Regions from separate parts of the Mus musculus genome. Here region 2 is linked to region 1. Evidence: chromatin loops called from intact Hi-C (ENCODE). Cell type or tissue: left cerebral cortex. All regions are shown on one strand.

The links. Hi-C counts contacts between places; a loop is a spot of excess contacts. Peaks named below come from ENCODE experiments on the same cell type or tissue, not always from the same donor. Only the 100,000 strongest peaks of a DNase experiment are listed, where the experiment ranks them.
Region 2: a loop joins it to region 1, with 3 times the contacts of the local background. A loop is called at or near these places in 2 of 42 quality-filtered maps.

Annotation. Positions count from the first base shown.
Region 1 is chr15:19,358,638-19,363,637 of GRCm38, reverse strand. No RefSeq gene overlaps it. Among named protein-coding and RNA genes, the nearest start is that of Gm35496, 180 kb to the right of the region's middle. In left cerebral cortex, a CTCF peak has its summit at 2,779 (motif pointing left); a DNase peak (open chromatin) is centred at 2,766.
Region 2 is chr15:19,460,256-19,465,255 of GRCm38, reverse strand. No RefSeq gene overlaps it. Among named protein-coding and RNA genes, the nearest start is that of Gm35496, 280 kb to the right of the region's middle. In left cerebral cortex, no CTCF peak of the experiment used is centred here; DNase peaks (open chromatin) are centred at 1,783 and 2,052.

The DNA.
Region 1 (5,000 bases):
GGTATAACAAATACCATGGAAAGGAAAGGAAGCAAAGGAAGGCAGGATATGATTAACGTTGAAGGAAAAATGAAAGGAGGGAAGTTATTTAATTATGTTTTAATTTTAAAAAATTAATATATATATATATATATCTGTTTCCTGCCTATGTAGGCAATGTCATCAGCTGCCTAGAGTTCCTGGCTTTACACTCTCTATGCTCTGGAGACTACATTTCTAAATTATGAACTGAAACAAATCCCTCCTTAGCTTTAGGAAGTTTCATTAAACAAAATAGGAACTACATGAATGTTTGAATTAAATTTGATAATTTCAACTTCAAAAATTATACTCTGTTGCAAAATATATAATTTGAAGAACTGGACATTGTCAACTAGGAAGAGCAAGAAGAAATCACTCTAAAAAGCAGTTTACGCAAAGATTATATTCTAGAAGATTTATGTATTAAAATGAAATTTGAACATCTTTAGTGTTAATAAATTTAAATTTCCTGTTTTCAAGTGAGAAAACAGTTTCATAAAACAAGGATAATAATTCCCTGGAAATGACACATGTTTTGGTATAAGTACAAAATCCTAACATGATTATAGAAAATTATTTGCCTTTTGTTTCCTAATAAATCCCTTATTATGGAGCAGAACCATGACCTTTACTGGTGAGCCTTGATTCTGATTTCTCGTGTTTGGAAAACATCAGTATATTACATTAGATGGCTACTGTATACTCTGACAGTGTTTACTGTTAATATTCCCCTAAACTTTTATGACAGTATATTTCATGCTTTGCCCTGGGATTTGGTGAAGCAATATGTGAGTTTGTTGGTAACATGTTCCAGTTTAAGATAATAACAAATAAAGTCATGAAAAAGTCATTTTGTGAGGGTCCAGTACATGGAATGTCAAATTCTATTTTCATTATTTCATCACCTGTGATATTAGTTGTTCAAAGTAAACTCTCCTCATATCTAATGGAATGAGAATATGAAGTTGTTAAACAAACTGTTCTCAAAATACAAATAATACTTGATTTATGTTAAACATACAAAATTCCAATAAACAAATCATTTTATGAAAGGTTTTTATTTTTATGGAATGGAAATTTTGAGCAAAAAATGATTTATTTTTTAACATAATTTTCAAATATCAATATCTAACTCTATGAAAATCTCTTCGAAATTTTGTCTGTTTCTACTCTTAAGCATCTTTCCTGGTGTAATGAATAAACTTCTGATTCTTATAGTGCTCATATCCTTATTCCAAATCCATTCTCTTCTCTCTATTATCACAAAGCTTGCATTTTATAAATTGTATTGACATATAGAAAGTTGATATGAAGTATATTAGTAAAAATATCATCATATTTATATTAACATACATATTATATTAACCTAGTATAATACTTATAATAATAATGTGTGAGATGAGTTCCCAAGAGAGAATATCCTTACTGATATTGTCTGCTTTCTACATGTCTGCATTCTATCAAACATTCGTTAAGCATCCTCAGTGGTACAGAGTACAGTTCTGTGAATCTTGTCATGAGATTCCTTGACTTTGTTAGTGTATTAGTTAGGGTTCTCTAGAGTCACAGAACTTATGGATAGTCTCTATATAGTAAAGGAATTTATTGATGACTTACAGTCTGCAGTCCAATTCCCGACAATGGTTCAGTAGTAGCTGTGAATGGAAGTCCAAGGATCTAGCAGTTACTCAGTCCCACACAGCAAGCAGGCAAGGGAGCAAGAGCGAGACTCCCTTCTTCCAATGTCCTTATATTGTCTCCAGCAGAAGGTGTAGCCCAGAATAAAGGTGTGTTCCACCACACCTTTAATCACAGATGAAAGGTGTAGCCCAGATTAAAGGTGTGTTCCACCACACCCTTAATCCCAGATGACCTTGAACTCGGAGATTTAATCTTCTGGAATCCATAGCCACTATGCCTCAAGATCTCCATACCAAGATCCAGATCAGAAACTTCTATCTCCAAACCTCCAGATAAGGGTCACTGGTGAGCCTTCCAATCTGGATTGTAGTTCATTCCAAATACAGTCAAGTTGACAACAAGGAATAGCCACTACAGTTAGTATCACCCACAAGAAAAGCATAGTTGCTATGCTAATGAGAATGTTGGGTTTTCCATTTTATCAACAATATACAAATAATACGGTTACAATAAATATTTACATAATGCATTACTTTCAACATCTAAAATTACATCTAATATTGGAGAATGAATATAGGTTTTCTGCCAAGACTATATAGCATTTAATGAAAGAGGCATGGGCAGGTGTCAGTTTGCCATTCACAGAGATGCCAGAATGAATTCTCTGGAAATACAATGGGATACCTTAAACTTTCAGTAGTTTCTTCTCTTTATTAGCGTTTTTAAAAATAATTAACTATTTTTTATATTCTGGAAATACACATGTGTCCCAGTTTCACAAGAAGGCAACATAAATATGCTTTCTGTTTTACCAGTGCAAACAGAAATTAATACTTGCATTAGAGCATCATAGATAAAATTGACAGAACTTTCTGTAGCAAACATCCACACTTCTACTCACGAGAAGGTGGCATGATCGTCTTTACAACATTTCCAATTGAAAAGTTGTCAATATTACAAACAGAACTAGCTTGCTATCATAAACTCCTCAGTGAGTTTCTATATTTAACTGTCCCCAGCTGTGATGCATCATCTAGTTCTGATTTTCTAACAGGTCTGAGAAGGAAAGAGCAGCTACTGCCACAGCCATTTCCTCTGATTGCGCAGGAATGCCACCTAGTGTCACAACAGTTACTGAGTCCTAGCTGCTTTCTCAAAGAATTTAACATTCCACAGCACAGTGCAGCCATACTTTTCACGGCTGTACACCAAAGGAAACAGCATGGAATGGCCTGATACGACCTAACAGCATAGGACAAAAAAAACAAAAAACAAAAAACAAAAAAAACAGCTTTAGCAACTTGGAGCTTCATATTTTATGAAAATTAAATTAAATTAAAAAAACTTATCAAGATCGTTTACACAAGTCGGCACTATTAAAGGAAGAAAATGAAAGATCTCTATGCAATCAGCTCAATGTTTCATCATTCACCATTTAATTTTATTTCAGAATAGTCAGAAATACAGCAAAAAATACATTATTTTCTTCTGTTCAGACTTCTTTAATTGCTGTGAATTTCTAATGAAAATAATGAAAAGACTAATATAACTCTGGTTCAAATATTGTCTGGTATTAAAGTAATTTTAATTGATACTATTCCTAACTGATCTTGTCTGAAAATAATATTTAATTTAAACTTTTAATACAAATGCATCCACCTTTGGTGTGTTAACATGTGAAACACTCCTGTAATTTCAGGGATATTCAAGCAGATAATTCAAAAAACAAATGAAAACCAAATCTACTTTGTTTGTCAGGTTTGTTGTGTAGCTAGATCACTTACATAAGTACGATTTTTAGATACTTAATTTTCACCCTTTGGAAGCCAGCTTACTTATACAAGTGCTGTAAAGAACTGCTTCATTAATTTTTATTTATAAATTAGAACAGTGTTTGTAAAAATGGTAACATGTACTTGAGTGGGAAGTAAGAAGAAGTTGCTGGTTGAAGTGAAAAGGGAGTTTAGTAGATAGAGTTATGTCACAATGGAAACAGACAGAATATTTGACTGGATTCAACCCAGTGTCCCATTTTTGTCTTCTTACAATGGCACTCAACCATCACCAGAAGCTTTGCTGTCAATTAACAACCTGAACAAGTACTCCTGATGTCACCAAAACATCAAGCTATAGGGCAATTCTGGGAAGGGAAACAGACTTGAACATTGGTAAATAATAGGTGGAACAACAATATGAACTAACCAGTACCCCGGAGCTCTTGTCTCTAGCTGCATATGTATCAAAAGATGGCCTAGTCAGCCATCACTGCAAAGAGAGGCCCATTGGACTTGCAAACGTTATATGACCCAGTACAGGGGAACCCCAGGGCCAAAAAGGGGGAGTGGGTGGGTAGGGGGTTGGGGGTGGGTGGGTATGGGGGACTTTTGGGATAGCATTGAAAATGTAAACGAGGAAAATACCTAATTTAAAAAAAAAAAAAGAATCTGGCTTGGAAGAATAATGGATAGGCACCCAGTGTCCTGATGTATAACTATAGGCACAGCTAAAGTCTGCTTTAACTAAACAGGAAATGGTAAAAAGTAGGCTTAAAGAGTACAGGGACCCCAGTGGAGGAGTTAGAGAAAGAGCTGAAGGAGCTGAAGGTATTTGCAACCTCATAGGAGGAACAATAGTATGAAGCAAACAGACCCTCGCCTGCCCCCCCCCCCAGATCTCCCAGGGACTTTAGTCCCACCAACCAAAGAGTACACACAGAGGCACCTATGGCTCCAGCTACATATGTAGCTGGGGGTGCCCTTGTTGGTCATCAATGGGAGAAGAGACCCTTGGTCCTGTGAAGGTTCCATGACCCAGTATAGGGGAATGTCTAGGCTGTGAGATAGGAGTGGGTGGGTGGGTGGAGGAGCACCCTCGTAGGAGCAGGCAGACGTAGGGTGGGATAGGGGGTTTTCAGAGGGAAAACCCAAAAAGGGAATGCCATTTGAAATGCAAATAAATAAAACATCCAATAATAAAAAAATCTCACTTCTAAAGTTAGATGCATCCAGTTGTTATCTGTGGTGTTCACAGATACCACATGTACCATAAAAAAGTTGCATTCAAGATTAGTTGAAAGATAGGAGTTTTATTTTATTTTTTGTTCTTGATTGTTTAAAAATTTTATCTATTTATTTACTTATACACTTTGCATCCTTCTCACTGCAGGCCTCTGGGTCATACCCTTCTGCAATCAATCCTTCCCCCATCCCCTACCCTTTTCTCTTCTGAGCCGATGACCCCCGCCCCCACCTACATATCCGCTAACCCCTGAACTTTAAGTCATTATGAGGAGTCTAGGTGCTTCCTCTCCCACTGAGGCCACACAAGGCAACCCAACT
Region 2 (5,000 bases), 100 kb before region 1:
AGAAAGACCAAAGTGTAGATACTTTGATCATTCTGAGAAGGGGGAACAAAATACCCATGGAAGGAGTTACAGAGATAAAGTTCAGAGCAGAGACTGAAGGAATGACCATCCAGAGACTGCCCCACCTGAGGATTCATCCTATAAACAACCACCAAACCCAGACACTTTTGCAGATGCCAACAAGAGTTTTCTGACAGGAGACTGATATAGCTGTCTCCTGAGGGGCTCTGCCAGTGCCTGACTAATACAGAAGTGGATGCTCACAGTGATGCATTGGACAGAGCACAGGGTCCCCAGTGAAGGAGCTAGAGATAGTGCCCAAGGAGCTGAGGGGGTTTGCAGCCCGATAGGAGGAACAACAATATGAACTAACCAGTACCCCCCAGAGCTCCCTGGGACTAAACCACAAATCAAAGAAAACACATGGAGGGACTCGTGGCTCTAGCTGCATATGTAGCAGAGGACGGCCTCGTTGGTCATCAATGGGAGGAGAAGCCCTTGGTCTGTGAAAGTTCTATACCCCAGTATAGGGGAATGTCAGGGCCAAGAAACAGTAGTGGGTGGGTTGGGGAGCAGAGGGAGGAGGGAGAGGATAGGGGATTTTCGGAGGGGAAACTAGGAAAGGGGATAACATTTGAAATGTAAATAAAGAAAATATCTAATAAAAAAAATCAGGGAAAAAAAAAGACATCTCAAACCCCACCGCCTCATCTATTAGTTAATCATCTATTCATCTACTGATAATAAACACAGGAATATTTGGAGAGGGGAGTTGACTCTTACCAATTTTCATGCCATGGTCAGTCTCTCTGCCAGGGGTGCCCAGGCACAGAATGCAAGCCAACCTAGAGAAGGCAGGGCAAACTCCTGAACAGAGAGTCCAGATGGGTGTCAGATGCTGCTACATCTGGACCAAAAGGGGAAGCAGCAGGTTCTGGGACAAATGCTCTGGCTTCCAGTCTTCCTCTGTAGCTTCCCAGAAGCCTGAAGCAGGCTGAGCCAGACCTTGACTTTGCTTACCACTAAGGAGATCACCTAGGGTGGAGCCTGCCTTCCTGGATCACTCTATTGTTCTGCCACTAACACTGCTGCTCCCTGCTGGGAGTTGGCCTAGCTGTTCCCGAGTCTACATCAGATCCTATATGTGGTCACCTGCAGCTGGGCTCAAAGGATGATTTGGTGGGAATGGGCTTTCCCCTCTCCTTTATAAAGTGTATCCTTCAATAAAAATTTGAACCTTGAGCAGACTAGCTTGTTTTGGTTCCATTATTTCTCTACCTGCCTAGATTCCCTCTTCTCTTCCAGTTCCGAGATGCCTCCCAGGCTTGAACCCGCACATAAGAGCCGCAGGCCTGCCCCAACATTCCTCTCTGGGTACCCAGGTACTGCAGGTTTGCTGCTGGGAGAGGAAGTCAGGAACCATCTGTAATCCACTTTTCCCCTCCAGGCATCTGTATGCCAGGCAGAGAGAGAAAAGCAGATCCTGGGACAAGTGGATCTGGTCTGATTGGGAGGTAGTACTGAGTACTGGAGGGGCAGGAGGAAAAAGTTTATCTGGAAAATTTGGCCACCACTCTTTTAAGGGAAGGCTTTCCTGGAGGCAATCTTTAATGAAGTAACTCTCTGAGCTAATCCTTTCTTTGGGATGAATCCGGGATTATTCTTAAAATAAGGAATGCGCAGAAAGGGAGAGTCGTTGGCTTATGATATTTTATACCTCATTAGCATGGAGAAGCATTTCGGGAATCTCAGCTGTTAGCTGAATGGGTTCTTATGTGACTCACATCACTGGGGATATGAAACCTGAAGAAGCCACTTCCTGTAGCCAAGCAGGCACCACAGTAGAGCAAAAGAGACACCAACCTACCCACTAAACTTTCAACCCAAAATGTATCCTGTCTGCAAGAAGTACAGGCACAGGGGATGGAACAGAGATGGAGAGAATTATCAGTCAATAACCAGCCCAACTTGGGACCCATCTCATGGACAAGCACCAATCCCTGACACTATAAATGGCATTGTGTTATGCTTGCAGACAGGAACATGTTGTCCACTGAGAGGCTCGACCCAGAAGCTGACTCAGACAGACACAGACACCCACATCCAAACAGTGGGTGGCTCTTAGGGACTCTTATGAAAGAATAGGAGGAAAGATTGCAGGACCCAAAAGGAACAGGAATTCCACAGGGAGACCAACAGAATCAACTAACCTGGACCCTTGGCTCTCTCAGATTCTGATCCACCAACCAAGGAACATACACTGGCTGGGCCAAAGCTTCCCCAGATATATGCAGCATATGTGCAACTTGGTCTTCATGTGGGTCCCTAAAAACTGAGAGGTGGCCATCCCAAAAACTGTTACCTGTATGTGGGATATATTCTTCTAGCTGGGCTGCCTTGTCTGGCCTCAGTGGGAAAAGAAGCACCTATTACTACAGGGACATAAAGTGCCAAGTGTGGAGGTATAGGGAAAGGGGCCCAACTCAGTGTAGAAAGGGAGTGAGGATGGGGGAAGGATTGTGGTAAGAGTGTCCAAAAGGGAGGCAGTGAGCAGGATGTAAATTGAGTAAGTATAATATTAAATTAAATTAAAAGAAAAGAGAGGAAGTTGAATTGGTAATCTTAACTAAGCTTGTATGACATTCTGTAGTAGAGGTGTGGGGGCTTGAACTCCTCAGACAAGGTCAGAGGAGGAGAAGCCCGACCAATAAAGGGAGTCCGCCATATAACTCCAAGCCCTAGATGGCTATCTGGAAAATGGTAGTCTTTGACCTTAGTTAACAGAGCTTTTCCACAATCAATGTTTTAATCCTTTTGGAATTGATCATTTGCTTTAGTTTTGAAGCTACTTTTCAAAGGGTAAAAACATGCATTAAATCAATACAGAGTAAATTAAGCTAATTTGCAAGAAAATCAGAAAATACTGTATATGAATAGCAAGTATTTCTTCCTAGGGTAGTAGAAATGCTTAAAGAATTATTAAGAAGTTTAAATACATATACATATATACATATAAAGAAGTTTGAATTGAATTCCCATACAGTGGGGAATAATGAACAGAGGCTATGATACAAAAAATCTCAGAGCCAGCTATGAGTTATGATTCTTTAAGATATTGATCAGTAAGGTTACCAGGATATTCTCAAATATTACAGGTTATTGTCATTGTTCTAGATTGTTAAATACATGAAATTGTTAAGTCAATGACATTGAGAAATCAAGCCAGTACAACTAGTAATGTTTATCCTTTATGGCTAGCTTTCATACTTATGGAATGTTCTGTGAGTCCTACTTAAAGATAGGTTAGTTCTCAAATGTGTCACGGAACTTTGAAATTTGTCAGCTATAATAATGCATGCCCCATGAATGTTTTTTTTTCCAGTAATGTAAGAGAAACGAGTATTCATGGGTAACAAGCCACTCTCTAATTATATTTAAAGCTAGTTCTATGTGATGAAACTTATGATTGGTATTGTTAACTGGGCAAAGAACATGTGACTGGTTAGGTTAGAGTACCCATGAGAGAACCAAGTATTCAGCTACATGGAAACAACAATAAACTTTCCTCTAAATTCTTTTCTTTTCATCCATAGATTAGTACATCTCTCAAGTCTCATCAAGGAAACTACTTTTTGCAGCAGATCTACATCTGAATAACATGCAGGGATCAACTCTAGCTGGGACATCTATATCACACTCTTCAGTCCAAAGGCTTAGAAATCAACAGAAAGAGGGGAAAGTAAAGAAAGTAAAAGCCAGAAGTAGTGGTTATTGAGGCCAAAACAATGTTTGCTGGACATGACAAGGCAATTTGCATGTGATATTACATATGCTCAGCTTTTCACAAGATTAAAATTGCTATGATACCAGCATGAACAAAGGGAGAAGTTCTGAAGTCCTACCACTCTCTGAGAAATAATTGGCAATTGAGGGCTCCTGGAAGGAGAGGAGAGTCAGCTTCAGTTGGAAGATACCCATGGCTTAGTAGATTATCCTACACCTGTGAGTACCAGAGCAGCACTGATGGGCTCTGTGCTGTGGGAAATCCGAAAAGAATTGGAGAGGAGGAAAGGCAGGCATAAAGTTGATCATAGCACATTTTATGTATGCATAAAATTCTCCAACAACAAAAATCAAATATAAATCAAAATGAGTGAAATCAGGGTATTCGAGTACCATTCTTTTAGAAGTCCCAAGAACCAAATGAGAACACTTTTGGCTCCTTATGTTTAAACAATCTTAAGTAAAATGCATAATTGTCATATGTGAGAAATTTAAAGATCCCAAAGCAAAGATAGCAGTGAGAAACATTTCTGCAAATTATGTGGGAAAAGAGTCCAGTCACCTAACCAAGACAATGACTAACAAGCAGAGAACAAACTTTTGGTTAGAGCTTTAGTTTATCACCCAAGACCCAGAGATGAGAAGTAAAATAAATTTTCTAATGTTTAAATTTTAAAAATTAAGATAACATTACATCATTCCACTTCTTTCCCCCTCAACTATTCTAATTTCTTCCCTCCCACTTGCAAATTCCTAGATGTTTTCTGTTTTCTGGTGTGTTTAGTGTTGGAAATTTAATCTATGGCAATTACTAATTCTTGTGATGAAGTTCCAGTAGTGAACAGTTATATGGACTTTATTTAGGTATGTCAGGAAAAGTTTGCATGAGTACAAGTATATTTAAATAAATTCACATGAAATGTCGCTGTTTTCTTCACCTAAACAAACAGTAGATGTTATAATTGTACATCATTTAAGAATGGGCAGTGGAAGAGAGTATACAAATAGGGTTGGCCTTGCTGGTTACAGATCTTAAAGACTGTCTGCACACATATGGATTCCTAGTTTCCTATAGATTAACAGTATGTTGAAATCAGATTATGCAGTTACATTTACGGCAAAAGCCTATGAATGTCAACAGAAAACAACAGTGAGATCCTTAATTTTCTATATCATGATACTATTCTCTCAAAAGAACTCCACATTCAAATTGAAAC